Linked DNA regions of Homo sapiens: region 2 is linked to region 1. A link is a loop called in an ENCODE intact Hi-C map of the cell type or tissue named here. Cell type or tissue: ovary. All regions are shown on one strand. Each heading gives the region's core, and the rest is flanking DNA. Links, peaks and the distances in the headings are about the cores only.

Region 1 (14,737 bases), core at 3,674-11,673:
GGGAGACACCGCATGACCACGTCCCCGATGCGCCTTCTGGTTGGGGTGAGGCTCTGACACCGCGGAAGCCAACAGGGTTCAGACATCCCGGTTCCTAATGTTTTGCAAGGCCTCAAGCCATGTTTGGGGCATCCTGTGTGTGTGAGGGCCAGCGAGGGCTGGCACTGTACGCTGCAGCTCTGCACAAGGAGGGCTGAAGTTGCTCTCTGTGCCTGGTGCAATTCTCAGGGTGCACATGGGGCACCCCCCAACCCTTGGCCCTCTCCTGATCATCTGCAGACATTCTGGTCCAGCCAAAGGAACCACCTCCCAAGGGCAGAACCAGCCTCCACGCTGGGGTGACTGCCTGCCCCCTGGGTGGGCAGGGCTCTCCCAGCCCCTCTTGTCCCCAGGGACCAAAGTTGGGTCAGGGCCTGGCTGTGCATGGCAGGGAGCTAACCTCTGCGTCCACCAGCTCTGAGTCAGCCAAGAGCCCTGTGCCCACAGGACCTTCTGGAAGCTGAGGCCACCACGTGCAGGCCAGTCTCCTGGGCGCTGGCCTCCGTCTGCACATCCCTGGCTTCAAATGCTACTTTTGCCTTCTGGTCACCACTGCGGTTGGTGCTCACAGGACTTTTCAACATGGACAGGCCTGCATTCAGATCCTGCCTGGTCCTTGCACCACATGTGGCCCTGGCCAGGTCCCCACTCTAGGTCCTCTCATCTGTAAAGTGGGTGGTGCAAGGAGACAGTCCATGGAAAGCACCCGGCGGGGCTCAGAGAGACCAAAAATGTGATCCCCTATCTAAAGCGTCTCTTATTCCCAGGGACCTAAGCGGAAGAAGCCAGTGCTTAACCAGAAGAGTGAGATTGAGGTGGAAGAACCCAGGCACTGGCTCCCCGGGCTGGATCCACCTCGAGGCTCACCCCAAGGCATGCAGTGAGTGGAAGGCTGGGATCCCCACCATCCATGGGCTCTGCTGGACTTGCTGGGGCTCAGGGCTGGGCGGGCACTCCCAGGACTGGCCCCCTGGCCTGGGCACTGTCAGGGCCCAAGGGGAACAGACCTCACTCTTCACCCATGGGGCTGGGTATAGAGGAGCTGTTTCATGGTTAGAGTTCCCAACACCCAGACAAATCCCACTGGAAGCCTCAGGGTGGGGCCCAGAAGCTGCATGTGCAGAGGCCCCCAAGCCACCACGGTGCCCCTAGGGTGCTGTTGTTGCAGAGCCTCGGGCTGGGATCCTGACTCAGCTGCTCACCAGCTGGGCTGCCTTGATATTTAAACTTCAGTTTCCTCTTTTGCAAAGTGTCAATCATAATACCCACAACTCACCTGTAAGCTCTAGATAGGATTCCGAGAACAGCACCGGTGTCGAGGAGAAGTGCTATTAGCCATGCAGTCATACAGGAAAGTCCTATGAAACAAAAGTGACGATCACCTTCCGTTCCACCGTCCGGCAGATGTCAGTTCTGACAAATGTTTGTGTCTCTTCTTCCAGCTTATTTTTCATAATAGAGTGTAATATAAATTGGAGCCATCCTGTACACCTACTTCCCTTTTCAATTTAATGTATCAGAGCATTTCTCTATGTCATTAAATATTCCTTTCTGACATGGCCTTATTTCAGTGCTGCTTTAGGAAATATGGGTTGTTTTCGACTCTTCACTATCATAGATTTATTACTTGTAGGGAATATTGTCATAAAGGAATCTCCACACTTGCAAGGTTATTTCCTAAACATCTGAGTGAAATCCACAGATGCCTCATGTCCCCTGTTGCTTTAAAACGTTGCTCTGTCCCCTCCTACCAGTGGGACAAGGTCAGGCTCCAAGTCCCCACACTGGGGAGGGGTGAACCTTGGGGTGGGGCAGCTGCAGCCCTGGCCAGGCCCTGAGAGAGGCCAGCCCGGGGAGCCACTGCCCGGGATCTCCCACCTGAATCTCATTCCTCTGGTTCAGCAGTGAAGCTGAACCTCGCCAAGCCTTTAGATCTAAATTCCTGTTGGCAGGAAAACACTGGGAAAGAGAGAAGGAGACCAGTTAGACATCACTGCCAGTCAGCAGTGACATCAGGAATGAGAGACGTTTTGAGTCTCAGAGTGCGGGGGATGTCCAGGCAAGGTCAGTGGGGAAAACGCAGTTGGCGTTACACCCTCCCCCATACACCAGTGTACCAGGTTAGCTGCTGTTAGGCACGTCACCTGTCCCCTGTGTGTGCACCTTGTGGGTACCACCCTTGGGTGTATCTCAGTGCAACTGGGGACACATGGGTGTTGCCTCTGTGTGGTGGGAGACATGCCCCTGACTCCAGGGACAAGCAAGCAGCAAGAGGAGGGCTGGAGGCCAGATCCCGAGTTTCATTCCCAGAGCTTCCCTTTCAGTGGCATGAACTAGGAGATGCATATTTTGTTTTCAAATCATGAGACTGGCCAGGCATGATGGCTCACGCCTGTAATCCCAGCACTTTCATGAGATCAGCCGGGCTCAGTGGCTTACACCTGGAGTCCCGGCATTTTGGGAGGCTGAGGCGGGTGGATGGCTGGAGCTCAGGAGTTTTGAGACCAGCCTGGGCAACATGGTGAAACTCATCTCTACAAAAAATACAAAAATCAGCCAGGTATTGTGGCATACTTGTGGTCCCAAATACTCAGGACACTGAGGCTGGAGGATGGCTTGAGCCTGGGGAGGTCAGGCTGCAGGGAGCCAAGATCATGCCCCTGCACTCCAGCCTGGGCGGCAGAGTGAGACCCTGTCTCAATCAATCAATCAATCAATCAGAATGAATAAATAAGTTATGAGATTACGTTAACATTTCCAATTCAAATTTAAGATGACAGTGCTCCTCTTAACCTATTGGATTTTATATTTGTGAATTTTTTCTCTTTCAGTAATAATAATTTTGGTTCCTCACAACATTCACATAATTACTTACTGGCTTTATCCTGGAAGAGGAAAAAATTTAAATAACGATGCCAGACTTAACACTAACACTAAGACCTACTGAATGATACATACGATTTCCTTGCCATTCTTTTTATCCTTAAAATACGCGCCACCAGTTAAAAAAAAAAAGCCTAAATTCTGTGCTGTAAAACTACTTCAAATAATTTTGTCTTTGTTTTAGTTATGTTACAAACTCTATATAAATTTTCACTTTTGTTGGTTTCCTTTTCTAAGGATGCTCTCTTTTAAACTTAAATTTTAACAAATTCAAATTGTTTTGAATATGGGAAACATTCACATAGTTCTGGACTCAAACACTAAAGCCAAGTATCTCCAGAGCAGCTAGCTTCCATTTCTAACTCCACACACACGTAAAGTCACCATTTTTATTAGTTTCTGATTTATCTTTCCAGTGCTTTTCTTTTGCATCTATAAATAAACACGCACATATACATATCCTTACACTTTATTACACAAAAGATGTGTCACTACGTACTGCCGTCTGCTTTTGCCACTTAACAATATATCTGGAAATGGCGTCTTATCAATCCCTGGAGAAGGGGGCTGGGCCTGGGTTGGAGGGAACCCAGCAGGCTGGGAAGGAGGGGTCTGGAGCATTTTCTTCTCCAGGCAACAGCAACACTGGTGGTGGGGGATTGACCTGGGGTTTCCAGGAATAGATGTTGCTGGAATGCTTGAAAGAATATTAGGAGAGAATGTGAGTGCTCAGTATGGTCCGGGCTCTGATCCTAAGCAGCCTGATGCATCTCAGTTGAGACTGGATTCCTCGGCCATCCTGGGGTTTGTAGGAGGATGGCACTGGGCTACATAGCAGCTCCCCTAAATTTACATCTACCCAGAAATGGGGAACATGACCTTATTTGGAAGAAGGGCCTTTGCAGATGTGATTAAGTCAAGGTGAGGTCATACTAGATTTGTGTGGGCCCTAAACCCAGTGACTGGAGTCTTACAAGAGGAGGGGACACACAGCAAGGCCGGGGAGAAGGCCGCGTGACCCCGGGGACAGAGATGGGAGCAGCGCAGCCACAAGTCAAGAATGCTAATGGTTGCCAGCAACACCAGAAGCTGGGAGAGCAAGAAACGGATTCTCTTCTAGAGCTGCCAGAGTGGGGCTGGCTCTCCTGACGCCTTAAGCTCAGGCTTCTGGCCTCAGAACCAAGAGGGAATACACTTCTGTTGGTCTCAGCCACCCCGTTGGTGGCACTTTGCTTGGCAGCTTCAGGACACTCACAGAGATGGGATGGTCTCTGAGGCTGATCCCTGTTCTCACGCCCTTGGCCAGTAGCCTTGTTCTCATCCGAGTGTCCAGAGAAAGGGCTGGAGGAACGCAACTTGGGAAAGTGCAGGCGTCCCACTGACCCAGGCTGGGTGGCGGCAGAGAGTGGCATTCCCACTGAGGTAGCTGGTGACTGCCTGGCCAGCAGGGGAAACCGAGGCACCCAGGATGGCTTCACAGCCAGACCTGGGGAGAGTGTACCCATCAGCAGAGCAAGTGGTGGGGGGAGCCATCGGGAGCCCGGGAGAAGAGGGTGGGTGTGGGGTGATGAGGGCACCGGGAGGAAACATCCCGCCAGACAAGTGGAGAGGCAGCTGGAGTGTTCCAGGGGCTGGGGCTCGCAGGACAGCTGAGTGTGGGGGTGCTGAGGACACGGCGTCTGCACACTGGTGTCCAGGCGGCCCTCGCTCAGCAAGCTCTCCAAGTCGTTTCTGCAAGGTTTATGGAAACGCGGTTTTTCCCGGGAGGTATGTGTGTCACTGGGAATTGTTGAATGTCTGTTTACAGTCGCCACTCCTGCTGGGGTGATTAAAAGCGCCATCAGAGTTGATTGTAGCCTGGGTGGTCTCTTGATCTGGGGGTCCTCTGGGTTGAGGGGGTGCTCTTGCCCTTCCCTTTCTGGTGTAGCACGAGCTGAGCTGGAAGAAAGAGGCTCCCGCACCCTCCTGGCCAGAGACCACAACCCCAGACGACCCCTGTGAGGTGGCGTGAAGTCTCGCAAACCCAGGGACTCGGCTTGGACAGAATTTCCTGGCTGCTCCAGTCTTGAGCCCTTCTGTCTTGCTTGTCTTGCTTTTAGTCCTGCCTATCTGAGACAGCCCAGCCTCACCCCGTGTGTCCAGGGATCTGCTGGTCTTCCCCCGAGCTCCATCCCTCTGTCCCACGCCAGCCCCTCCACCTGGCACACGCCACACAGTGAGCCCCCCTCACCCCCTCCAGGGTGCAGCTGGAGGTCCGGGAACCTGCGCGTGGGCCCTGGGAAGCAGCACGGGGCTTTGTGGGCCAGGCGGGGTCCAAGCTCAAAGGCTGGGTCCACAGTGCCTGCTGGTGACCTTCGGCACGCCAGCTTCCTCCCGAATCAGGGATGCCCTTGCTCTGGGTCTGCTTCTGCTGTAGGAAACCTTCTCCAATTCAGGCTGAGACAGATGTCACAAACAGGACTGTCTCCCCGATTCAAGCTGAGACAGATGTCACAAACAGGACTGTCTCCCCGATTCAGGCTGAGATAGATGTTACAAATAGGACTGTCTCCCCAGGACAGGCGGCCTGTGCTAGTGGCTGGAACCTCTGTCGTGTCATGGCAACACAGCCAACGGCTGCTGTGTGTCCCTCCCAACCCCAGGTCCCAGTCCTTGGACAACTCATGGGACAGTGCGGGGAGCACAGAGGTAAATCTCCCTGCCGCAGATGCCACTGCTGCCTGTGGGTGGGGTCCCTCGGTGCGGGTTCCTCTGCACCTGCTGTCCTGTGTGTCCTGCTGGGCCAGTGTCACCTGGGCTTCCCTCACACCCACTCCCCACTGACTAAGGAGGCCACACAGACCGAGGCCTGAGCCCCAGCCCGCTGCCTGCAGGTTCAGACACTTGGGCATGTTTCTTAGCCATTTGGAGCCTCGGTTTTCCCATCTGGGAAATGGGGACAATGATATCTCAGAGACACTGTAGTGATCACCGGAGAGGACCACAGACCACTCTCAGTGGGGGTGCCAGGCATCGTGTCCATGTTTGGCGAGGAAGGATTCAGCCTGACCCTTGGCTTCCTCCATCCCAGATGTCCCTTGAGGCACGTGGCCTGGGGTGGGGGATCCGGAGAAGAAGGGAGACAGGCCACGACGTACGGTGACCCCAGGCTAGGCCCACAGACCCGGGTAGATCGCCACCACTCCCACTGGAATTCTCAGGGCTGTACACTCATTGTTTGGAAATAATTATTTTTGTGCAGTCCTTAGTTTCCGTAATTAATTCTTTGATAACAGTCCCTTCTATAATAGCTCCTCACAAAGATTCTATAGAAAGCACCAGGCGGTTTCAGCTGAGCCGGCAGCAACAGCCTTTTCTCTGAGCTCGAGGTCTAGGCACAGTCACAGCGGCAGAGAAATGCTGGGTAAAGAGGCCCTGGGCGTTGGGAGGGGCGCCAGCAGAGCAAGGGGCTTCCCACCGCCGCCTCCCTCCCCACAGGCTGGTCAGGCGGCCAGGCTACAGGGGCCCTGCTCTGCAGAAGGCCTTTCCTTCCAGAGCCCTGCAGCCTCTGGGAGCCAGCACCGGCCCCACCAAGCCAATCCTCGGAGTGGGTGGAGTGGGGCCTGGGGGCTCGAACCCCCAGACCGACGGCCACAGCTTGTCGTCTATGGCGCTCTGTGATGGGATGGGGGGACTGCCACAGAGGGAAGAAAGAGAATCGGCCCCTGCCTTCCCAGGGGCCTGATCCTACGGGGAGGTGGGACACTCACGCTCAAGGGCCCAGATGCTGTAAACACAGCTGTCCCAGGTGGTCCAGGTCAGGAAGAGGCTCAGATGGGTCGGAGTCCCACCTCCACGGCGGTTTTGGAGAACAGCCCAGGGGCAAGTGAGTCTGTAGATGTATCTGGCCACCCCGGAGACTCCCCTCTTCCACCTGTTGGGAGCCAGAAAGCCTCCATCTTCCTGCCCCGCCTCGGTCTGCCACTCATAAAGCCTAGACCATCCTACTTCGATATTGCAACATTGCATGGCTGGGGTCCTTTTGGTTGAAGTGACAGAATCCCAACCCAAGCTCATTTCAGAAAAGAAGGGCGTTTGCAGGTTGACTTGCCTAGAAAATGTGGGGTAGAGTGGCTTCAGGTGTAGCTGGGTCCAGGAGTTCAGAGGCGGTCACTAGGCACCATCTAATTCAGACTCTAAGCTCAATCCTGCCTGTGTTGGCTTCATTCTCAGGGAAAGACGGCCCAGGAGCTCTAAGTTCAGGGGGTCCTCGAAACTCCCAACTTGGAGGGTCAGGGTGCTTCTGTCTTCAGCAAAATCCCAGGCAGGGCTTTGTGTGGGCTCGGGCCCCATGCCCACCCCTGTCCTGCTGTCTGTGGTGGAGGAATGAGGTCCTCTTGCTGGCTAGCCTTGGGGTCACATGATCACCCCGAGGTTGGCAGCAGCCCTAGAAACACAGACAACAAAATACATGACACTACGTAAGAGTCAGCAGGCGGGTTTTCTTAAACAAAACAAACAGGGTTTTGTGACGAAGAGAAGAGGAAACTGTCTGGGAAGGCGAAGATCACCAGGGCCCGACAGCACTGTAGACACAATGACATCACTCGGAGCAGCGCGCTTGCTTTCTGGGCCTCACATGCCCACTCGAGTATCTTCCATCTCTCATGCCTGGGAGGCCCCGCCCCACATGCTGTCCCAGGAGCATAGCAGGCATCGTACACTGTGCAGTGTGGGGTACACACGTAGGCACTTCAGACCCAGGAATCACGGACTCCTGTCTCCTGCCATATATGTGGGAGGTCTGTCTCCACTGTAGACAGAGATATGAGGTGTGTGTGTTTGCATGTGTGTGCGTGTGTTTGCTTTGTGTGCGTGTGTGCATGAGTGTGTGCTTGTGTGTGCATGTGTGCGTGTGTTTCCTTGTGTGTGTTTGTGTGCATGTGTGTTTGTGTTTGCGTGTGTTTGCATGTGCATATGTGGGAGTGACAGAGAGGGAGAGTGTGCACACATACTGGGTCTATGCCCCAAGGGCCACTCCCACCCCTACCATGGGGATGCGGTGCCCTTGGGGGTCTGCCCTCTGTGACCCCCAGGCATGTGAATTTTCTAAAACTGGCTTCTCCCCTCTTGGCTCCTGTCCGTCCCAGATCCAGCATCCACGTACATTTGACGCCAATGGAAACTCTGCCTTGTGACTCGTGGAGGGGCCTCCTCAAGGGGCGTGTGACTGTGAGGGGGCCAGGCTGGGCTCGCTTGTGTGGAGGGGAGGGGCACGCTGCGGGGGGTGGGGGGGCGCCACCCCCACCAGGCCAGCCTCAGGGCAGCCGGGGCAGAACCTGTGGCTCTGGGGTAAATGCCGGGGCCAGCTTAAAGGAGTCAGCTCTCTGCAGCCTGCCTCGGCTGGGTGGGAACGAGTCCAGGCTTCCAGGCATTTGGAACCCGAGCAGCTGCAGGGACAGGCTGGAGCCTCAGCCTTCCCTCCCCGACCCCAGACCCTCTCTGGCCCCTCTTAACCCAGCCAGATGAGCTGTTTGCGAAACCTGGCCTGTCGCAGACTGCGGAGAGATCTGAGGAGGAAGGAAACCGTTTCTTAGCACCTCCAGCAGTTCAAGCCCACTTCGAGCCCTCCACGTCCGGGCTTTCTCCTCCTTTGCAAATCTGCTCCTGTTTCTGCGCTTCCAGGAGCCTGGCTGGGGCTGGAAATAGAAATGCATTCCATGCATTCATTCTCTCAACAAATATTTACTAAGCACCTCCTCAGGGCAGGCCGGGGCTGGGCACAGCGTCATCCTCCGCCTCCTCGTCCTCCTCCTCACCAGTGAGCAAAACAGACAAAGCCTGCACCTACGCGGAGTGGATGCCCTAGTGGGGGAGCAAAGGGAGGGGGAAGAAGTGCATCTCGTAGTATAGGGAAGCCTGAGAGCTTTGACAGGGCAGCCGGGAGCCGGGGGTCACAGTTCCACCTGGCTGTTGGCGGCATTTGATCAGGAGACAGTCGCTGGAGGCCGTGAGCCCAGCAGCGTGGAGCTCCCTCGACTGCTGTGACTTCCGCGTGGAGCACAGACGGCGGCGGGGGTGGATGGGAAACTGTAGGAGTCTCGTGCAGTCATCCAGGCCAGCGAGGCAGGGAAGTGGGCAGATTCCGGATGCATTCCGATGACAGAGCTCATGGGGTTCCTGGAAACCAGGAGAACGCGATTCACTCTGAGCAACTGGAAGGATGGCTCTGTCACCACCCAAGAGGGGGATGGCCGTGTGCAGGGATGGGAGGCGGGAGCGGCTGTGCACTCAGGGCAGGAGGGATGTCTCTCGTGAGACATTTACTGGATGTCCACTTGAAGGAAGCAGTTGGGGACACAGTCCGGAGGCCAGGGGCGAGCGGGGTTGCAGAGACACCCAGGAGCCATGGAGAGTACTCACTGCCTTGACAAATCTCTTTTAATTCCTAGACCCAGGAAAAGTCTTGCAAATGTTTATCTGGCATCTCCCCCAATGGTCCCCACCCTGTAGGAAAAAGTTCCTCAGGACTCCAGGGCCAATTTTGAGTCCTCCCAAGGGTTCAAAGTCCTCCTCAGTCTCCTGAAGCTGGAGACACGCTGGTCATGCGTGAGCCTTCACGTCCCTCTCTCTGTCAGCAGAAGCCCCACCAACCCCCAGGAACCCTGACCACCACAGGAAGGCCGCAGTCTGATGGTGAGGCTGCTTCTGTGGCCCAGGTCCTGAAACCAGGAAGAAATTAGATGAGAAGGCTCCTATCCCCCAGCTTCCAGCCTGGGCACTTCCACCCCACCCTCAGCGTGATGGAAAAACGCCGGGGGTGTGTCTGTGTGTGCGTTTGAGAGTGTATGTACGTGTGTTGTTTGTATGTGCTTGTGAGCATGGTGCATGCATGTGTGATTTGTGTGTGTGTTATGTGTATATGCATGAGCATTGTGTGCATGCATTTGTATTTGTGTGTGGTTCAGCATACGTATGTGTTTGTATGTTATGTACGTGTGCTCTGTGTTGTGTGAGTGCATATTATGTGTGTTTGTGCATGAATGTTCAGTATGTGCGTGTATGTTCTTGTGTGAGTGTGTGTTTATGCGTGTGTGGATGTGTGTATGTCTGTGGAGTGTGCAGCACGCATGTATATTTGTGTGTGTGTGTGTGTGTACTTAAGTCTGGTGTAGGCCGGGCACGGTGGCTCACACCTATAATCCCAGGACTTTGGGAGGCCGAAGCAGGTGGATCACTTGATGTCAGGAGTTCAAAACCAGCCTGGCCAACATGGTGAAAGCCCGTCTCTACTAAAAATACAAAAATTAGTGGGGTGTGGTGGCAGGCACCTCTAATCCCAGCTACTTGGGAGGCTGAGGCAAGAGAATCGCTTGAACCTGGGAGGCAGAGGTTGCAGTAAGCCAAGATTGCACTCTAGCCTGGGTGACAGACTGAGATACCGTCTCAAAAAAATAATAATAAAGTCTGGTGTAGAGTGATCGAGTGACATCACACAGAGCCCTCCGGGGCTGCACCTCTCAGAGGCAGGGAGCAGTGAGTGAGTGTGTGCAGGCCAGGCAGTCATGGGCGCTCCGTCAGCAGCAGGCACGCACCCCCCGACCCTGGGGACACCAGTTGTGTCAAGAGAGACTCACCGTCCACCTCCTGGCTGTGGGCAGAGAAGCTACTCCTTAGACCAGGTGGTGCTTCTGGGGGAGGGGAGCGAGGCCCAAGAGGGGCTGAGGGGCAAGAAGAGGAAGTGAACGTCCTCAGGTGAACCACAGCTGGGGTAGGAGAGGGCAGGAGGGGGTCTGGGAGGGCAGCCCCACCAGAGACAACTTCCTTTGAGTGCTTATCGGGACCTTGGCACATAAGGAACCCAAATGCCAATGGGTCAGCAGTGGGCACAGAGCTGGTCAGAGGGTGTGTGGCCTGTGGTCAGTGGTTCGGGGAAAGACAAGGATGCAGTGAAAGCAGTGTGGGCCATGGCTGGACAGTGAGCTGAGGGCTGACAGGACTCATCCTAGCCAGTGCTGACCTCCTGGGGTCCAGTGCACCCCTGATCATGCAGGTAGCCCCATCAGGATTGAAATGGGGAGCACGGATGATGATTTCTGCAGGTGGTTGGAAAGCAGATAGCAAATGCCATGAGCTTTCTCTAGAAAATGGCCAGCTTTATTTACAAGAGTGAGAACATTACTAACACCACCACTGCCACCACTACCATCGCCACTATCATCCCATCATTATCACTACAATCACCACCACCACCATCACCACCATCACCATCACCACCATCACCACCATCACCATCACCATCACCACCACCACCACCAACACCACCACCATCACCACCATCACCACCACCACCATCACCACCACCATCACCAACATCATCACCACCATCACCACCATCACCATCACCACCACCATCACCACCACCATCACCAACATCATCACCACCATCACCATCACCACCACCACCACCAACACCACCACCATCACCACCATCACCACCACCACCATCACCACCATCAGCATCACCACCATCAGCATCACCACCATCACCATCACCACCATCACCATCACCACCATCACCACCACCAACACCACCACCATCACCACCATCACCACCACCACCATCACCACCACCATCACCACCACCACCATCACCACCACCATCACCACCACCAACACCACCACCATCACCATCACCATCACCATCATGACCATCACCATCACCATCACCATCACCACCATCACCATCACCACCACCAACACCACCACCAACCCCACCACCACCACCATCACCATCACCACCACCACCACCATCACCATCACCACCATCATCACCACCACTATCACCACCATCAGCATCACCACCATCACCATCACCACCATCACCACCATCACCACCACCAACACCACCACCATCACCACCATCACCACCACCACCATCACCACCACCACCACCACCACCATCACCACCACCATCACCACCACCAACACCGCCACCATCACCATCACCACCATCACCATCATGACCATCACCATCACCACCACCATCACCATCACCACCACCAACACCACCACGACAATCACCACCACCACCACCACCATCACCACCACCACCACCATCACCATCACCACCACCATCACCATCACCACCATCATCACCACCACCATCACCACCATCATCACCACCATCATCACCACCATCACCACCACCATCACCACCACCACCACCACCATCACCATCATCACCATCACCATCACCACCATCACCACCACCATCACCACCACCACCATCACCACCACCATCACCAACACCAACACCACCATCACCACCACCATCACCATCACCATCAGCAGCATCATCACCACCATCATCACCACCATCAACATCACCACCATCACCATCAGCATCATCATCACCACCACCACCATCACCACCACCACCAACACCACCACCATCACCATCACCACCATCACCATCATGACCATCACCATCACCACCACCATCACCATCACCACCACCAACACCACCACAACAATCACCACCACCAACACCACCACCACCACCATCACCATCACCACCACCACCACTACCACCACCATCACCATCACCATCATCATCACCACCACCATCACCACCATCATCACCACCATCACCACCACCACCACCATCACCACCAACACCACCATCACCACCACCATCACCATCACCATCAGCAGCATCATCACCACCATCATCACCACCATCACCATCACCACCATCACCATCAGCAGCATCATCACCACCATCATCACCACCATCACCATCACCACCATCACCACCACCACCATCACCATCACCACCACCACCATCAACATCACCACCACCATCACCACCACCACCATCACCATCACTACCACCACCTAGCTACTACTCTCGGGGGTAAGGACTGGATATTTCTGGTTGCCCCACTTCCTCTCTCCATCCCTCTTCCTGCCACCTGTACTGCACTTCTGAAAGCTGCCCGCTAGGCAGGTGACTTCTCCCTCTAGGCTCCTTCACCTCTGGGCTTCTGTTTGGGGCTTCAGCCAATCAAAGATGGTGGCAGGACATCAGATTCAGGAAGGACAGACAGGACAGGAGGGACCTTCTGACCACGTCCCTCCAGGAGCACACCCTCCTGCCAGGTGGCCCCTCCCCGGGGCTCTGACCCCTGTTCTGGCAACAGCTTTCCTTCTTTTGCTTCCTTGGTCCTGGGCGTGGTCACGCCTTCCACTACAACAGGCCCCTTGGTGTTTTTCCCTCAACCTGCCGACACCTCTGAAAATGCTCTTTTCATAAACAAATCTCTTCAAACACCCCTGACGAGTGGGCCATCTGTTTCCTGCCCAGACTCTGAGAGGTGTCTGTCTTGCAGTGTGCCAGGATGGCACACACAGCCAGGGAATCCCAGCAGCACCTGTGCAAGACCAGCACCACGGCAAAGTGTCTGGCGTTACCTGTGCCCGCAGTGTCCAGGCTGAACTCAGGGCTGGGGCCTATCCTGGGGCTCTGCAGGAAAGCCAGGCTTCAGGCAGACGGGGCCTGGGCAAGCTCCAGAACCCAGAGGTGGTGAGAAGGCAGGAAAGATCCCGGGAATCAGATAGGCCAGGTGCTATGCTGGAGGGGTGACCTGCTGCGGGCCCCAGAACCTGTCCTGACTGCCCCAGGCTGTGATGGTCTGGCTGAACTCTGGTGTCCGAGAGCCTTGGAGAGAGGGCAAAGAAAGCCCCTGGCCACGGGGACCCACCACGCCACGCCACGCCACGCCAGGGCAGTGGGGAACTTCCAGGCTGGCTCCTCTCTCCTGTGCATGGCCCGCCTCCCTGCCTCCATCCCCTCCTGATTCCCATCCTGTCCTTCCCCTGCTCCCACCCCATTCTATTTTCACCAAAGCAGCTCCCTGGTTTCCCAGCTCAGAAGCCTCTGATGGGATGGGCGTGAGGAGCGCCAGCCCCTGCTGTCCATTGGTCATGACCTCCAAAGAAAGCAACCCCCAGAGCAAGGGGACAAGGAGGCACCTCACTGCATCCTGGGCTGGCCTCTCCTGTTCCCTTGACTCCAGGACGGGAGCCCAGAGTGGGTGCCTGTACCCCGGGAGGGTCTGCAGAAGCAGGCGGGTGGGACTCTGTCATTTCTCTACCAGCTCCTTCCGGAGAGTCCACCACTCCTGAGCTTCAGGGGTGCCCGGACAAACCCCAGCAGGGGCCACAGGCTGTGGTGGGGGGCACTGTCCCAGGCAGGAGGAAACTGGCCTCACTGCACAGGTGTGGCTGGAAAGGAAGTGTGAGTTTCTGGCGTGGAGCCCAACTGGGGCTGAGACAGCACTTTCCCTCCCCTGGGACCCCAGCTCCTTCCAGGGTCTGTGTGACCCCATTTCCTTCCAGGTCTGGATCCTTGGCACGACAGCAGCCTCAGTCACTCTTCCTTCCTGCCGCCTCTGCAGCTGCCTCCTGCTGCCTCCTACCTCTTTCTCTCCTGTTCTTCTCCGTAGTAACACTGGTAGCTGCCACCCCCAGCCCCTGCTGGACACGGCTGTGAGAGCCATCTGGGGGCAGGTCACCCTTTCCTGGAGCACACTCTCATCTTGGGACTGTGAACTACCCCCAAAGATCTGGGAGGTGTCCCAGGTGCCCTGACAAAGCCACCGTTTCTTTGGAATCTCATATTTTTATATGAACAATCCCAGTGTGTCCTCCTCCACTGCCCTATCAACACTGGCGCTAATGGGCAGTGCAGCCTCCCCTCAGCCTCTGCCTACAAGGACAGTGCTCCAGGAACCAGGCGTCTCCATCGTGCCGCTCTGCCTACCCCTCCCGG
Region 2 (14,737 bases), core at 3,999-11,998, 370 kb after region 1:
TTGCCATGTTCTGTGGGTGTTTGGCAGGTTACCGATGGGGAAGATTCTTGTCACAGAATCAGCAATACCATAGTTTTTCTACATGTGCTCAGCTGGGGGTGTGGACAGGTAGGGGTGGGGAAAGAAGAGGCTCTGCGTTCTGGGGGCTTTTTCTTCTCCTCCCCCTACCCGGTTTCCCTCCCTGTTTTCCTACCTCTACGGCAAGCCCAAAGTGTCTTCCCGGGAGCCCAGCGCAGCCCCCGGCTCTTACCCAGGACCCCGCCCCGTGCTGAGCCTTCTGCTGAGGTCCTTGCGTGGAGCACACTCATTCCTCCAAGCCCTTGCGCTCCCGTTTCTCTCTCTCTCCGTCCACGTTCCAGCCGAGTCACTGCCTGACCGGCTCCATGGCAGCTCCCCATCTTCCCTAGAGGCTGCCTGCGCATCTGGAGCCTGCGCTCCGGCTCAGCGACCTTTCCTCTCAAATGCGGAAGCGTGCACTTACAGTTCAGACCGTTCTCCTGTAAGTTCATTACAAACACGGGCGGAAGGCACTCAGGCTTTCGTTGGAGAAACAGAAATAAGGCCTTCTTTTGAGCAGCGATTGCTGGATCATTGATCTGTTTGAGGAAGTGTCTGACCTGGGCCTGAGAGCTGGAGAAGGTGCAGATTCAAAGTGAGCGGCTCCTGAGGAGAGCCGCCAAGGCTGCTCGCCTTCTCCGTGGCTTCCGCAGCTACCGTCTGCACGGTGAGAGGGCACGGGCACACGGTTCGGGCTGGCGTGCAGCTCTCCCAGCCAGCCACGCTCTGCTCAGGCCTGGAAGTGAAAGCCGCCTCCTTCCCGTTATGCCCCCCATACAGGAGCCTCGGTTTTTCAGCAAAACGCGGCCAGTCCCCTTCTCCACTGCTGCCTCCCAGCAGAGGGCCCCAGGATCTCCAAGGTCCCAGCTATGGCTTTGGACAACGTGGCTTCGGCCCCTGGGGTTGCAGAGCTTGCATTGGGTTTACCTCGGTCTCATTCATTCATGGAGCCAAGGGTGGGGTTTCACCTGCGAACATCAGACTGACTTGCTGGCGTCAAGAGCAGTTGACTCACTGATGAAGGCCCTGGTGAGGAGAAAGCACTCTGTTCTTCGCCTACTCTGTAATCGTTTTGTCATAATGAGCCATGAAAAAAGTAATGAACTTGTGCTGTTAATCGTCACTGTAATGAGAAGTCTTACGTACAACATAGCTGTGGTGGCTTAATGGCTGCATTAGATAGGATCCTCACATCCCATTCAGAACCAAAACTGATACAGTGAAACAATTAAGGTGAGCAAATAGTTTTAACTTTTCTTTTTTTTTTTTAAGTTTCATTCTTCCTAGAATATTTTTCTAACAATTTTTATTTCAGCTTTAAAGATGGGTCATATAGCCAAACGGGCCATATAATCCAACATTGTTGAGATGTCTTAGGACATCTAAGGCAAAACTGGCACATTTGTTCTGCAGACTATTGCAGGAATGTTTTTTCCTAGCATTTCTATATTATCTGTCCATTCTGAGGAACCAGTGAATGTCCTATAAATGCACCTCCTGTCAAAACCATGCCTGAGAGGTCCCGGCTGGGAGTGACAGGGTGCTTCTTAGATTCTATTGGTCCTTCTCTCATTCTCCGAACTTACTCCTTTTTATGGGTAAGTCAACTAGGTTTACAGTCCCTTATTTTTAATGCCTAAGTTTTGACAGCAGGAAGAAAACAATTTTTTAAAAATTCTCATTACATAGACGCACAAGAATATGTCACATAAAGAAAATGTGTTTAGAATACTGGTTTTCTATTTACGCATGATATTTTCCTAAGTAAAATTGCCAAGTGGACTTGGAAGTCCAGAAAGGAAAATAATTTAAATTAATGCTGGTGATCTTAACAATATTTTGTAAAATGATGCTTCCCCCTTCTCCATGGTCTAGTCAATTTTGTACAATTAGGTATCTGACTTTACAAGTTTGTTATCCTTTCTAATTTTTACTGAACTGAAAGCACAAAGAAGACTACACAGAAAATCTGGAAACAGTTGCAGGTGTTGGGAGGAAGATGAAATCGAGCTGTCTTTTAACTTTTGTATGTGTTTTATCAGAATTTGCTGGACTATGCTGGCAAGGACTTTGTTTACGATCAAATTGTACTAGTGTCTGCAGGGTTTGTCAGTACTCGTCAAAGCCAAGTCCAATTAAAAAAAAAAGTCTTTGCCCTCCAATTTGTGTTTGATGTTGACTTTCAGTATGGGTAAAAATAGGCCTCTTTGGGAGCTGTTCCAGCACAGCAGAGTTGGGAAGATATTGGTGTTGGTCGGGTTTGAAAACAAGACTCTGGGTACCATTCTCTTCATCTCTCTGCTGCTGCCAGAGCCGGTGGGGGCGCTGCTCCGGGGATCGTCTCCAAGTGCTTGAAGCAGGCCTCACTGCGCACAAATGCCCTTGCTCACTATCGTGTCTAAAACATCACTCCACAGGCCTACGCTTGTGACGATGAGCGGAGAAGTGCCAGTGTCCCGGGTGGAGATCTCCCACTGCAGCCCAGAAACTGACTCCAGCTAGGGTGAGGCGGGCACAGGGAGGCTGCAGCTGGGTGAGGCGGGCACAGGGAGGCTGCAGCTAGGGTGAGGCGGGCACGGGTGGGCTGGTACCCAGCAGACAGCCTGTTCTGGGTGTTGGCAGTGGGTGTGGTCAGTGTTGGGCAAGCAGAGTACAGGCATGGCGGAGTCTTTATAGGCCCGTGTTCCCCGAAACAAATTTTTCACCTGTTCTTTGGATCCCAGACAAGTCCACAGACAGACACTGAACAAGCAAGCAAACAAAAACAAACCCTGGGCCAGGCGCGGCGGCTCACCCCAGTAATCTCAGCCCTTTGGGAGGCCTAGGCAGGCAAGTCGCTTGAGTCCAGGAGTTTGAGACCAGCCTGGGCGACATGGCAAAACCGTGTCTCTACAAAAAAAAAAAAAAAACAAATAATTAGCCAGGCGTGGTGGCGTGCATCTGTAGTCCCCGCTACTTGGGGGCCTGAGGCAGGAGGATTGCTTGAACCTGGGAGGTCACGGCTTCAGTGAGCTATGATCATACCACTGCACTCCAGCCTGGGTGACAAAATGAGACCCTGTCTTTAAAAAAAAAAAACAAGCCCTAGAGGAAGAAGGAAATCTGTTGTAATGTATTATTTAAAATGTCCAGTTTTCAACAAAAACAAGGTAAGACATTCAAAGAAACAAAAGAGTGTCACATACACAAGGAGCAGAGAGGCAATAGACTGGCTTTGAGGGCACCCAGGTGCTGATCTTAGCAGACAAACTTCAACCAGCCCTTATCAATATGTTCCCATCACTAAAAGAAACTATATTTAAAGAAATAAAAGATGGGGCCGGGCGCAGTGTCTCACGCCTGTAATCCCTGCACTTTGGGAGGCCAAGGCGGGTGGATCACCTGAGGTCAGGAGTTCGACACCAGCCTGGCCAACATGATGAAACCCCCGTCTCTACTAAAAATACAAAAATTAGCCGGGGAGGCTGAGGCAAGAGAATCTCTTGAACCTGGGAGGCAGAGGTTGCAGTGAGCCGAGATCGCACCCCTGCATTCCAGCCTGGGCAACAAGAGCGAAACTCCTGTCTCAAAAATAAAAATAAATAAAAGATAATATGATGACAGTGTCTCACCAAATAATACCAATAGGTATTTTTAAAAGAAACCAAATAGAGATATAGACGTTAAAAAGCACAGTAAGAGAAATCAAAACTTCAATAGAGTTGAGACCCTCTAGTGAAGTTTTTATTTCAGTTATTGTAGATTTGAGGCGGTAGAAGAATCAGCAAACTTGTAGATTAATAGAAATTATGTAATCTGAAAAAAAAAAATTGATGAACAGAGCCTCAGAAATGCAGGACCGCCAAGTGCCACAGCACACACAGCAGCAGGACCACAGGAGAAAAAATACTCAAAAAACTCATGGCCAAAAACTTGCCAGCTTTGAGTTTATCTTCCTTGGAGTGTGTAGAGTTTCTTAGATGTGTACACTGATCAAAAACTGCACACATCTAAGCAACTCCACACCCTCCCCCAAACACAGCTGAAATGATGAAACTCAAAATGTTGAAAGAGAAAACTTCAAAGCAGCCAGAGAAGGACTCATCACATACAAGAGAACCCCAGGAAGATTAAGATTTTTTTTAAACCTGATTCAGATTTTTTTTTTGACTTCTCATCAGAAAAAAAAAAAAATACACTGAAGGCAGGGATGAGATACTCAAAACGCTGAAAGAAAAAAGCCAAGAGCCCTTCTTAAGTTGAGGTGAAATTCACATAACCTTTTTTTTTTTTTTTTTTTTTAAGACAGTCTTTGTCACGCAGTCTGGAGTGAGGTGGTGTGATCTCGGCTCATTGCAACCTCCACCTCCTGGGTTGTTCAAGCAATTCTTGTGGCTTGGCCTCCCAAGAAGCTGGGATTGCAGGCATGCGCCACTACGCCCAGCTAATTTTTGTATTTTTAGTGGGGACAGGGTTTTGCCATGTTGGCCAAGGCTGGACTCGAACTCCTGGCCTCAAGTGATCTGCCCACCTCGGCCTCCCAAAGTGCTGGGGTTACAGGCGTGAGCTGCTGTGCCGAGTGGCATAATCATTGTTTAAAGTGTACAGTTCAGTGGCATTTAGTGTTGGGAAAAGGGCTTGTGGAATGCCTGTATAAACTGGCCATGAAAATATGGGACAATAAGTTGTGGAAAGCCACAAGAGGCCTCTGAGGAGGAAAGCCTCCTAATCGCCATCATGTTCGCATGCTCAGAGTGAGACCCGCTCTTATCTGTAAACACTGTGTTCAAGGAGAAGGACACTCCTTTGAAGCACTGGACTGTGGACAGACACACGAGCTCCTGGTTAAGCCCGCTCCCACCAGCTCCTGTCCGATAAGTTAAAGATACGCTGTTTGAGCACAAAGGAGATTCATTGAAACCGGTATTGCTGTAGATTACGCCTATGACGCACTGCCTCCCTTTCACTGTTTCGCCCTGAACATCTGCTTCTCAGATCTAAGTGACTGTACTCAATAAATAGCGTGGAGACCAGAGCTCAGTGCCTTTTGCAGCCTCCATTTTGCCACTGGCCCCCTGGCTCCTACCTTTATGAACTCTTAACCTGTCTCTTCTCATTCCTTTGTTGCCACCGAACTTCGGGTACGCTGTGGGTGGTGTTGAGGCTGGTCTCCAACATTTAGTGTATTGACAATGTTGTGAGACCACACCTCCATCTACTGCAGGCATTTCATCACCCCAAGAGAAGGCCCGCACTCGCTGAGCAGTCAGCCCCGCTCCCCTCCGTGCCAGCACCTGGCAGCCAGCACTTTGTGTTTCTAGATATTTCATAAGTGTGGACTCGTGCTCTATGTGGATTAAGGTTTTGCCAAACGTGTCACCTGTCCCCCCTGGTGTGAGGATGTCTCTGAGGTTCCTGAGAGACTGGGCTGGCAGAGGATGTGCATGTTTCGTTTTAGAAGGTGCCATTCCCGGCCGGGTGCGGTGGCTCATGCCTGTAATCCCAGCACTTTGGGAGGCCGAGGCGGGCAGATCACAGGGTCAGGAGATAAGACCATCCTGGCCAACATGGTGAAACCCTGTCTCTACTAAAAATACAAAAATTAGCTGGGCGTGGTGGCACATGCCTAGAGCCCCAGCTACTCAGTAGGAGGCTGAGATGGGAGGATCGCTTGAGCCCAGGAGGTTAAGGCTGCAGTGAGCCATGACTGCACCACTGCACTCCAGCCTGGGCGACAGAGCAAGACCCTGTCTCGAAGGAAAAAATAAAAATAAGTTATGGGCAATATGGCATTGTGTCCTCAAACACTCCAGCCTGCATTACCAGGTGACATTCCTCTCTATAACTACATCGCCATGGTTACAGGAAACCAACTTAGATCAAGGACATCTTCACACAAGTTCACGTTCAAATTTCCCCCTAGTTGTTCTCAAAACATTTTTTCTTACCGGGAAATAACCAAGGATGTGCAGTGATTCTTGTCTAAAGTCTCTCTTCCAGAGTGTCTGCCCCTCATTTTTTCTGATACTGCATTCTTGAAGAGTGTGTATAACTTTGACCCCGCAGCCCAGTGGGTTGCTTCTGATTGCCCTGGGGATGATCTAGCAGGGTTGTGGCCTGTCCACTCTGTCACAGGGACCCCTGTGTGGGAAGTCCTGGACATCCAACGCCCCTGACAGTGCTCAGCCCCTGATTGACGGCCTGGTTGCTATGACAACTCCAACCTCAGCTTTCCAGCTTTCTCTAGGAAGGGATAACCCCCCTTGGCCCAGCATCAGGACCCAAATCCAGAGCTCACAGGCTGGTTTCCCCGACTTGGTCCTAGTGCAGCTCAGGGCAGCACGTGGGCTGGCGTCTTCCTGTGTGTCCAGGCGGGCAGCCCGAGGAGGCCTGTTGTAACCCAGCCAGAGTGCTGAGCCGGCACCGTGGGGACACAGCAGACTCCAAGAAGACATCATCTTCTCCCCAGAGCTCCTGCTTCTCAAGCACAAATTGTCATCTAACTTTAGTCTCTAAACTGTGGATCTACCTAGGACCACAGAGATCAATAAATTCCAGGGTTAGCACAGCAGGCAGCAGACACATGGCTGGTTTTTGCAGCGCCTGAGAATAAACTATTATTGTACCAACTTCCCAGCTACGTACCGCTTTTCTATAAATGAAACATAAGCCAAGCCAAAGTTTTGTTTAAAAACATAAAGCTAAATGCAGAAACATGACTGGATTTAGGTTTGTTTTCTGAGCCTACAAAGCCTGCAGGAACCAGGACATTGCTGCTGCCTCTGAATGTTCCGTTCCTGCTTTGAAGTTCCCAGGGACTCCGGAAAGGAGGGGCTGCCTGCAAAGTTACAGAACGCCGACCCCCAGTGCCCCGACCAGAACGCACGTGCACACTCACATGCAACAGCTGCAGATGGCCGGGCGCAGTGGCTCCTGCCTGCAATCCCAGCACTCTGGGAGGCTGAGGAGGGCGGATCACTTGAGCTCAGGAGTTCTAGACCAGCCTGGGCAACATGGTGAAACCCCAACTCTACCAAAAATACCAAAAAATTAGCTGGGCGTGGTGGTACGCACCTGTAGTCCCAGCTCCTCAGGAAGCTAACGTGGGAGGATTGCTTGAGCCCAGTGGGCAGAGGTTGCAGTGAGCCAAGATCGCACCACTGCACTCCAGCCTAGGTGACAGACTGAGACCCCATCTCATAAAATAAAAAAAAAAACAAAAAACCACACACACACACACAGCTGCAGCCAGGTGAGGGCCCCATCCTCGGACGCACCCACACACTGACTCACTGAAGGTGGGTGCAGATCAAGGAGTCCCAGGCACTCTCTCCTTTGATAAAAATGCTTGGCACGCCCGCCGAGTATCCAGGCAGTGCCAGGCGCTGGGATACAGGCCAGAAAGACAACAGGGACTGCTTGGAGTCCAGGGACCAGAGAGGAGATGAGACCTGCGACACCATGCAAGCCACAGCTGTCACTTTCAATTTCCTTGCACACTTTTTGTTTTGTTTTTGAGACTGAGTCTTGCTCTGTTGCCAGGCTGGAGTGCAGTGGCGCAATCGGCTCACTGCAACATCCATCTCCCGGATTCCAGCGATTCCCCTGCCTCAGCCTCCCGAGTAGCTGGGATTACAGGTGCGCACCACCACACCTGGCTTATTTTTTTTTTGTATTTTAGTAGGGACGGGGTTTCACCATGTTGGCCAAGATGGTCTCAATCTCCTGACCTCATGATCCGCCCACCTCGGCCTCCCAAAGTGCTGGGATTATAAGCGTGAGCCACTGCACCCGGCTGTAGACACATTTTTTAAAAGAGAAAAAGAAACTGTCAATCTTTTTAAATAATGTATTTCCAAAATATAATTTCAACACGTAATTAATATTAAAAAGTATTAAGATATTTTGCAGGCTTTTTTTTCTGTAGTAAGTTTCCAAAACCAGGCGTGTATGCTGATGGCACGCGTCGCCTGGCACTCTGGAGTCACATGTGGTTGCAGCTATGATATTGGCCATGGCGATTCTACAGCTAAAGCCGAGAGGAAGTTTGTCCAGAGAACAAGTCGGGGTGGGGATCTCAGTAGAGGGAACCGCACCTGAGTAGAGGCACAAAGGAGGGAACAGCCAGTGCAGCCAGGATGTAGGGGGGCTGGCCAGGGACGGCCATGGGGGCCGTGGGGGCCGTGGGCAGGGTTTGGGCTTTGTCCTGTGCACACTTCAGGAGCCACTGGAGAGCACCCACCAGGCAGCAGGGGAAGGAAGGGTCAGAGGCCCGGATGGACCAGAGGCGGGAGGGCAGCCAGGCCTGGGGCCCACACCTGGGCTCAGCGGGCAGGATCGGAGGACCGGCTTCTGGTTGATGTGGGGAGGGCCCAGGGAGAATGGGGAAAAGAAGACAGGGAGGTTTCCAGAGCGTGTCGGCCTCTCTCCTCGTTTCCTGATCCACCTCATCTCCATGGGCACGTTTTCCTTCTGAGAAGAGCTGGGAAGCCCGTCAGCAGGCGGGCCTCTGTCCTCACCTCCACTAACCTGGCCCTTGCAGGCGTCCCAGGCTTCCAGGGCCAGCCCCCTGGGGTTTGGCACCCTGCAGCCTCTGACTTTCTCTTCACTGCTCCTTTGGGAGCACGTGCCAGAAGAGACACTGCCTCCGTGGCTGGCACGGACGACGACGCCCAGCAGGCAGCTGTCTCAGGAGGACAGGCCCAGCTGCAGGAAAGGGCAGCCCCGGGCTTCTGGCAGGGGCTGAGGCAGGGAGGCCAGCCCTACCTGGGGGCTGGAGGTGGCGTTGAGTGGGGGTGTAGGGGGTCCGCAGACGGCAGCTGAAGCCCCTTCTCTGCAGGTTATGCTGGTGCGATTCCCTTTTAGGAAGTAGAGTCCGTGTGGAGAGAACGGTGAGCCGCCTGCGTCCTGTTGCGATTCAGCCCCTGTGTCTTCCCGGAGGGCCCTGCGCCCGCCTTTTGTTCCTAGGACTCGGTGCCTTTCTGAACCCAGTCTAAAAATTGCCGCAGCTCTTTCTGGCGTTAGTCACTGCCTGGTGATTAAGGCTTCAGTCCGTCAATCTTTAAATCCTACAATTATTTCTCCACCCAGGTTTTTAAGAATAAAAGTTGAAAATGTACTGAACTGACAGCTACCGGATTTGATTCCTATTTGATTCGTACCTTTCCCGAGTGGCCCCGATCGCCACCGCAGCGCCACGTCCTGGCAAATCATTCACGCCGACCTTGAGAACTCAGCAGAGGTGCAGACTGACACTCAGCCCCGCCCCCTATCACGGGCTTTCTGCGGGTGAAAGGAGACGTTGCTTTTGTTCCCCACAAGCAACTGCAGGCAGTGCTACTTATTTTTAACACAGTTGAGCGGGCAACTTTATCTTAAATGATTATGTGCTGAAATCTGCTGATGAAAACGCTATAAGATGGGCATGGGCAGGGGTGGCCGCCAGATGTGTTCTGCGTGACAGCTTTTTCTGAACCTGCTGGACAAAGTCCCCACTTGTTGCCCGCTCAGCCCCGGTCACAGCCCCACCTCGCCGGGGCTTGTCTTCAGTTCCTCACACTGCCACGCTCTTGACCCACTCATTGGCCTCTTTGTGGGGACCCTTCAGCCAGAAGGCCCTTCCCCTTTCCTGCCCAGCTCTGGCCCAGACCTGCCACATGGAGGCTGTTAGAGGTGGAATGTCTGAGGCCTCCAAATGCATGTGTTGAAACCTAATCCCCAGAGGGATGGTATTTGGCGATGGAGTTTCCCAGAAGTGGCTTGGTTTGTGCTGGCTGCTATAGCAAGTACAGTCATGGGTCGCCTAGTGAGATCTGTTTTGAGAAATGCATGCTCGGGCGATATCACTGTCGTGCAGACCTCACAGCATTCACTCACACAAACCCGGCTAGCACAGCCCGTGACACACCTCAGCCCTGTGCTGTAACCTGCTGTTCCCAGGCTACAAACCTGCAGAGCATGTCACTGCACCAGATACTGTGGGCCCCCTTGACAGTGGTGAGCTCTTGTGTATCTAAATACAGAAAAGGCATAAAAAATAACGTGCCAGCCGGGTGCGGTGGCTCACACTGTCATCCCAGCACTGTGGGAGGCCGAGGCGGTTGGATCACCTGAGGTCAGGAGTTCGAGACCAGCCTGGCCAACATGGTGAAACCCCGTCTAAACTAAAAATACAAAAATTAGCTGGGCATGGAGGCACATGCCTGTAATCCCAGCTTCTGAGGCTGAGGCAGGAGAATCGCTTGAACTGGGGAGGCGGAGGTTGCAGTGAGCCGAGATCACACCACTGCACTCCAGCCTGGGTGACAGAGCGAGACTCCATCTCAAAAAAAAAAAAAAAAAAATACGGTGTCATCATGTATGGGACTATCTATGGGACTTGTGGCACTTGACTGGACCATAAACTGCTTATAAACAACAGAAATTGATTTCTCAAAGTTCTGGAGGCTGGAGGTCCAAGATGGAGCACCGGCAGATCTGGTGTCTGGGAGAGGCCAGGCAGCTCTTTGGGGCCTCTTTCACAAGGGCACAAATCCCATTCCTGAGGGCTCCCCGCAACGACTTCATCACCTCCCAAGACCCCACATCCTGATACCCTCACCTTGGGAGTTAGGTTCAACCTATGCATTTGGGGGGACACACTCAGTCTCTAGCAGTTGGGTAGACCCAAGATTGCCCTCAGGAGCTCCTTTGGGAGGCGCTCTCTATTGGGTCCAGTGCCAAGAAAAAATATCTGACTTGTATTTTGTAGAGGCTATGTTATTAAAAAAATACATCTTTAGGTTGGGCACAGTGGCTCAAGCCTATAATCCCAGCACTTTGGGAGGCTGAGGCAGGTGGATCACCTGAGGTTGGGAGTTCGAGACCAGCCTGGCCAACATGGCAAAACCTCATCTCTACTAAAAAATACAAAAATCAGCTGGGTGTGGTGGCATACGCCTGTATTCCCAGCTACTCGGGAGGCTGAGGGAGGAGAATCCCTTGAACCTGGGGAGTGGAGGTTGCAGTGAGCCGAGATCGCGCCAGTGTACTCCAGCCTGGGCGACAGAGCAAGACTCCGTCTCAAAAAAAAAAAACTTTAAACATGAGAGAGCCTCTCAGCTTGACAGCACTCCTGCGGTCACAAACACAGACGCGGCCACGAAAAAGAACGAGATCATGTCCTTTGTAGCAACATGGATGCAGCTGGAGGCCACTGTCCTGAGTGAATCGATACAGGAGCTAAAAACCAAATACCCCATGCTCTCAGTTACAAGTGGGAGCTAAACATCGGCGCCCATGGACATAAAGACCACATGCTCTCAGTTACAAGTGGGAGCTAAACATCAGTGCCCATGGACATAAAAGACCGCAACAGTAAACACTGGGACCACCAGAGAGGAGAGGGAGGGAGCGGGGAAGGGCTGAGAAACCAACTGCCGGAGACTATGCTCAGTACCTGGGTGCAGGATCATTCGCACCCCAAACCTCAGCATCACGCAGTATACCCAGGAAACAGACCTGCACCTGCATCCCTGAATTAAAAATAAAAGTTGGAAAAGAAAAAAATAGACTGGGTGTGGTGGCTCATGCCTGTAATCCCAGAACTTTGGGAGGCCGAGGCGGGCGGATCACCTAAGGTCAGGAGTTTGAGACCAGCCTGGCCAACGTGGCAAAACCCCATATCTACTAAAACTACAAAAATTAGCCCAGAAGGGTGGCCGATGCCTGTAATCCCAGCTACTTGGGAGGCTGAGGCAGGAGAATTGCTTGAGCCCAGGAGGCGGAGGTTGCAGTGAGCCAAGATCACTCAACTGCCCTCCAGCCTGGGCAACACAGCAAGATTCTGTCTCAAAAAAAAAAAAAAAAAAGAAAGAAAGAAAAAGAAAACAAATACATAAATAGTCAGAATAAATAGCTCTACGAGTTAAAGGTGGTCCCTGTATCAAGAATGAGACATGCAGATGGAGAGCCTGCTGAAGGGAATGCTGTTTTCCATTAAAGATCTTATTATTTTGCTTTAAAAAATTGTTTGCATCATTAGATAGAAAATAAAGTTTAATTGAAAAAAATAAGATTTCTATAAGGAAAACACTAACATAGGGCCAGGCGTGGTGGCTCACGCCTGTAATCCCAGCACTTTGGGAGGCCAAGACGGGTGGATCATCTGAGGTCAGGAGTTCGAGACCAGCCTGGCAGACATGGTGAAACCTTGTCTCTACTAAAAATACAAAAATTAGCCAGGCATGGTGGCACATGCTTGTAATTCCGGCTACTCGGGAGGCTGAGGCAGGAGAATCGCCTGAACCTGGGAGGCGGAGGTTGCAGTGAGCCGAGATCGTGGCACTGCACTCCAGCCTGGGCAACAGAGTGAGACCCTGTATCAAAAAAAAAAAAAAGAAAGAAAGAAAAAACAAACATAAAAACGAATTTGAGGCCAGGTGCAGTGGCTCATGCCTGTAATCCCAGCACTTTGGAAGGCTGAAGCAGGTGGATCACCTAAGGTCAGGAGTTCGAGACCAGCCTGGCCAACGTGGCGAAACCCCATCTCTACTAAAAATACAAAAATTAGCCCAGTGTGGTGACGTACGCCTGTAATCCCAAGCTGCTCAGGATGCTGAGTCAGAAGAATCTCTTGAACCCAGGAGGCAGAGGTTGCAGTGAACCGAGATGGCGCTACTGCACTCCAGCTTGGGCAACAGAGCAAGACTCTGACTCAAAAAAAAAAAAAAAAAAAAGAACTGTTTGCATCATTAGATAAAAAATAAAGCTTAATTGAAAAACAGTATGATTTCTATCATATAAAAGCAAACATAGAAAATGAGTCGTATGGCAAACCACAGCCTTGCTCCCGACATGCCTCACGAGCCCCATATACCCACAGAGGCCAGGAGCAGCCAGACTCACTGGCTTTACAGTTTGGTTTTGTTTGTTTTAACTTTTTTGCAGAGAACGGGGTCTCCCTATGTTGCCCAGGCTGGTCTCGAACTCCTGGGCTCAAGCAATCCTCCCGCCTTGGCCTCGCAAAGTGCTGGGATTACAGACATAAGCCCCGTGCCTGACCGGCTTTATAGTCTTTTTTTTTTTTTTTTAGACGGAGTCTCACTCTCTCACCCAGGCTGGAGTGCAGTGGCGCAATCTAGGCTCACTGCAAGCTCCACCTCCCGGGTTCACACATTCTCCTGCCTCAGCCTCCCAAGTAGCTGGGACTACAGGCGCCCACAACCACGCCTAACTTTTTGTTAAATTAGCACACCATGCTAATTTTTTGTATTTTTTTTTTTTAGTAGAGACGGGGTTTCACCGTGTTAGCCAGGATGGTCTCGAACTCCTGACCTCGTGATCCGCCCGCCTCGGCCTCCCAAAGTGCTGGAATTACAGGCGTGAGCCACCGTGCCTGGCCGACTTTACAGTCTTAAACGGGTTGTTGTGCTCCCTTTTTCTTGGGTGGGGGGGTTTGCACACCTTCAGTTGAATTCGTGCAAGTTAGAAGAGATTCCACCATAGTGAAAAAGTGGTGACTCTACCTAAATGTCCATTAACTGAGAACACAGCTGGCTGAAGACAGCCACAGAATAGTCATATACTGGAGTAAAATGCAGTCACAGGCTGGGCGCGGTGGGTCACACCTGTACTGTCTGCACTTTGGGAGGCCGAGATGCCAGGAGTTCAAGACAGGCTGGGCAGCAGAGTGAGCCCTGTCTGATATAGCTTGGATATTGGTCCCTGCCCAAATCTCATGTTGGAATGTGATCCCTGGTGCTGGAGGTGGGACCTGATGGGAGGTGGAGGTCATGGGGGCGACTCCCTCAAGAATGGCTGGGGCCATCCCCTTGGCGACAACTGAGCTCCCTGCTCTGAGTTCACAGGAGAACTGGGTGTGTAGAAGTGTGTGGCACCCCCACCCCTCACTCTCTTGCTCCTGCTTTTGCCCTGTTGCGGCGCCTGCTCCCTGCTCGCCTCCCACCATGAGTGCGAGCTCCCAAGGCCTCCCCAGAAGCTGATGCCAGAGCCAAGCTTCCTGTGCAGCCTGCAGAACCGTGAGCCAATTAAAGCTCTTTTCTTTATAAATAACCCAGTCTCAGGTATTTCTTTATAGCAATATGAGAACAGTCTAATACACTGTCTCTACAAAGAAAATTACAGAATTAGCTGGGCATGGTGGAGCATGCCTGTAATACTAGCATCTTGGGAGGCCAAAGCAGGAGGATCACTTGAGCCCAGGAAGTTGAGGCTGCAGTGAGCCCTGATGGCACCACTGCACTCCAGCCCAGGTGACAGAGCAGACCCTGTCTCAAAAAAGTAAAATAAAATTAAACGTATTAGCATATGAATATCTCTACTTTATTTTGCTGTTTATTTTTCTTTTTTCAGCAGGTGAGTTGGTGCACACCCTATAGCCGATTCCAGCTGTGTGGTGCCGTCCTGCTGTTATGTGATTATTTACAGGAGAGTTCACTTGGTTCACATCAGGGGTCACTCATGATGGGCCCTTCTCTGGGTCTGTCAAATGCTAATCTCATGTGCAGACCATCACAGTGTCCTTTTCCGGCCCTAAAGCCCGCTGTGCTTCTCATATCCATTTCTTTCCCCCTTGACCATCACAGTGTCACACAAAGTCGTTTTCTGGCCCTAAAGCCCACTGTGCTTCTCCTATCCTTTCCTTTCCCCCTTGTCCTAACCTTCTGACAACACCTGACCATTTTCTTTTTTTGGAGAGAGG

What was found. Peaks named below come from ENCODE experiments on the same cell type or tissue, not always from the same donor. Only the 100,000 strongest peaks of a DNase experiment are listed, where the experiment ranks them.
Region 2: it touches region 1 in a loop (4-fold over the local background); 2 of 110 quality-filtered maps call a loop at or near these places.

The regions. Positions count from the first base shown.
Region 1 is chr21:43,324,844-43,339,580 of GRCh38, forward strand. LOC124905027 (putative uncharacterized protein encoded by LINC00322) reads right to left here and starts at 5,022. Exons shown (of 1, transcript XM_047441057.1): 1 at 3,376-5,022. The coding sequence starts at 4,763. The coding sequence ends at 3,855. It overlaps LINC00322 (long intergenic non-protein coding RNA 322), which reads right to left and starts at 7,196. Exons shown (of 3, transcript NR_103713.2): 1 at 7,013-7,196; 2 at 1,316-1,397. RefSeq lists silencers at 3,612-3,812, 4,344-4,506 and enhancers at 3,927-4,813, 7,298-7,828, 7,829-8,358. In ovary, for the core only: no CTCF peak of the experiment used is centred there; a DNase peak (open chromatin) is centred at 7,410; H3K4me3 peaks cover 557 bases; H3K27ac peaks cover 2,890 bases.
Region 2 is chr21:43,693,861-43,708,597 of GRCh38, forward strand. It overlaps LOC124905030 (a long non-coding RNA gene), which reads right to left and starts at 9,440. Exons shown (of 2, transcript XR_007067894.1): 1 at 8,803-9,440; 2 at 7,872-8,132. It overlaps RRP1B (ribosomal RNA processing 1B), which reads left to right. Exons shown (of 16, transcript NM_015056.3): 16 at 1-2,219. RefSeq lists an enhancer at 13,368-13,901. In ovary, for the core only: no CTCF peak of the experiment used is centred there; no DNase peak of the experiment used is centred there.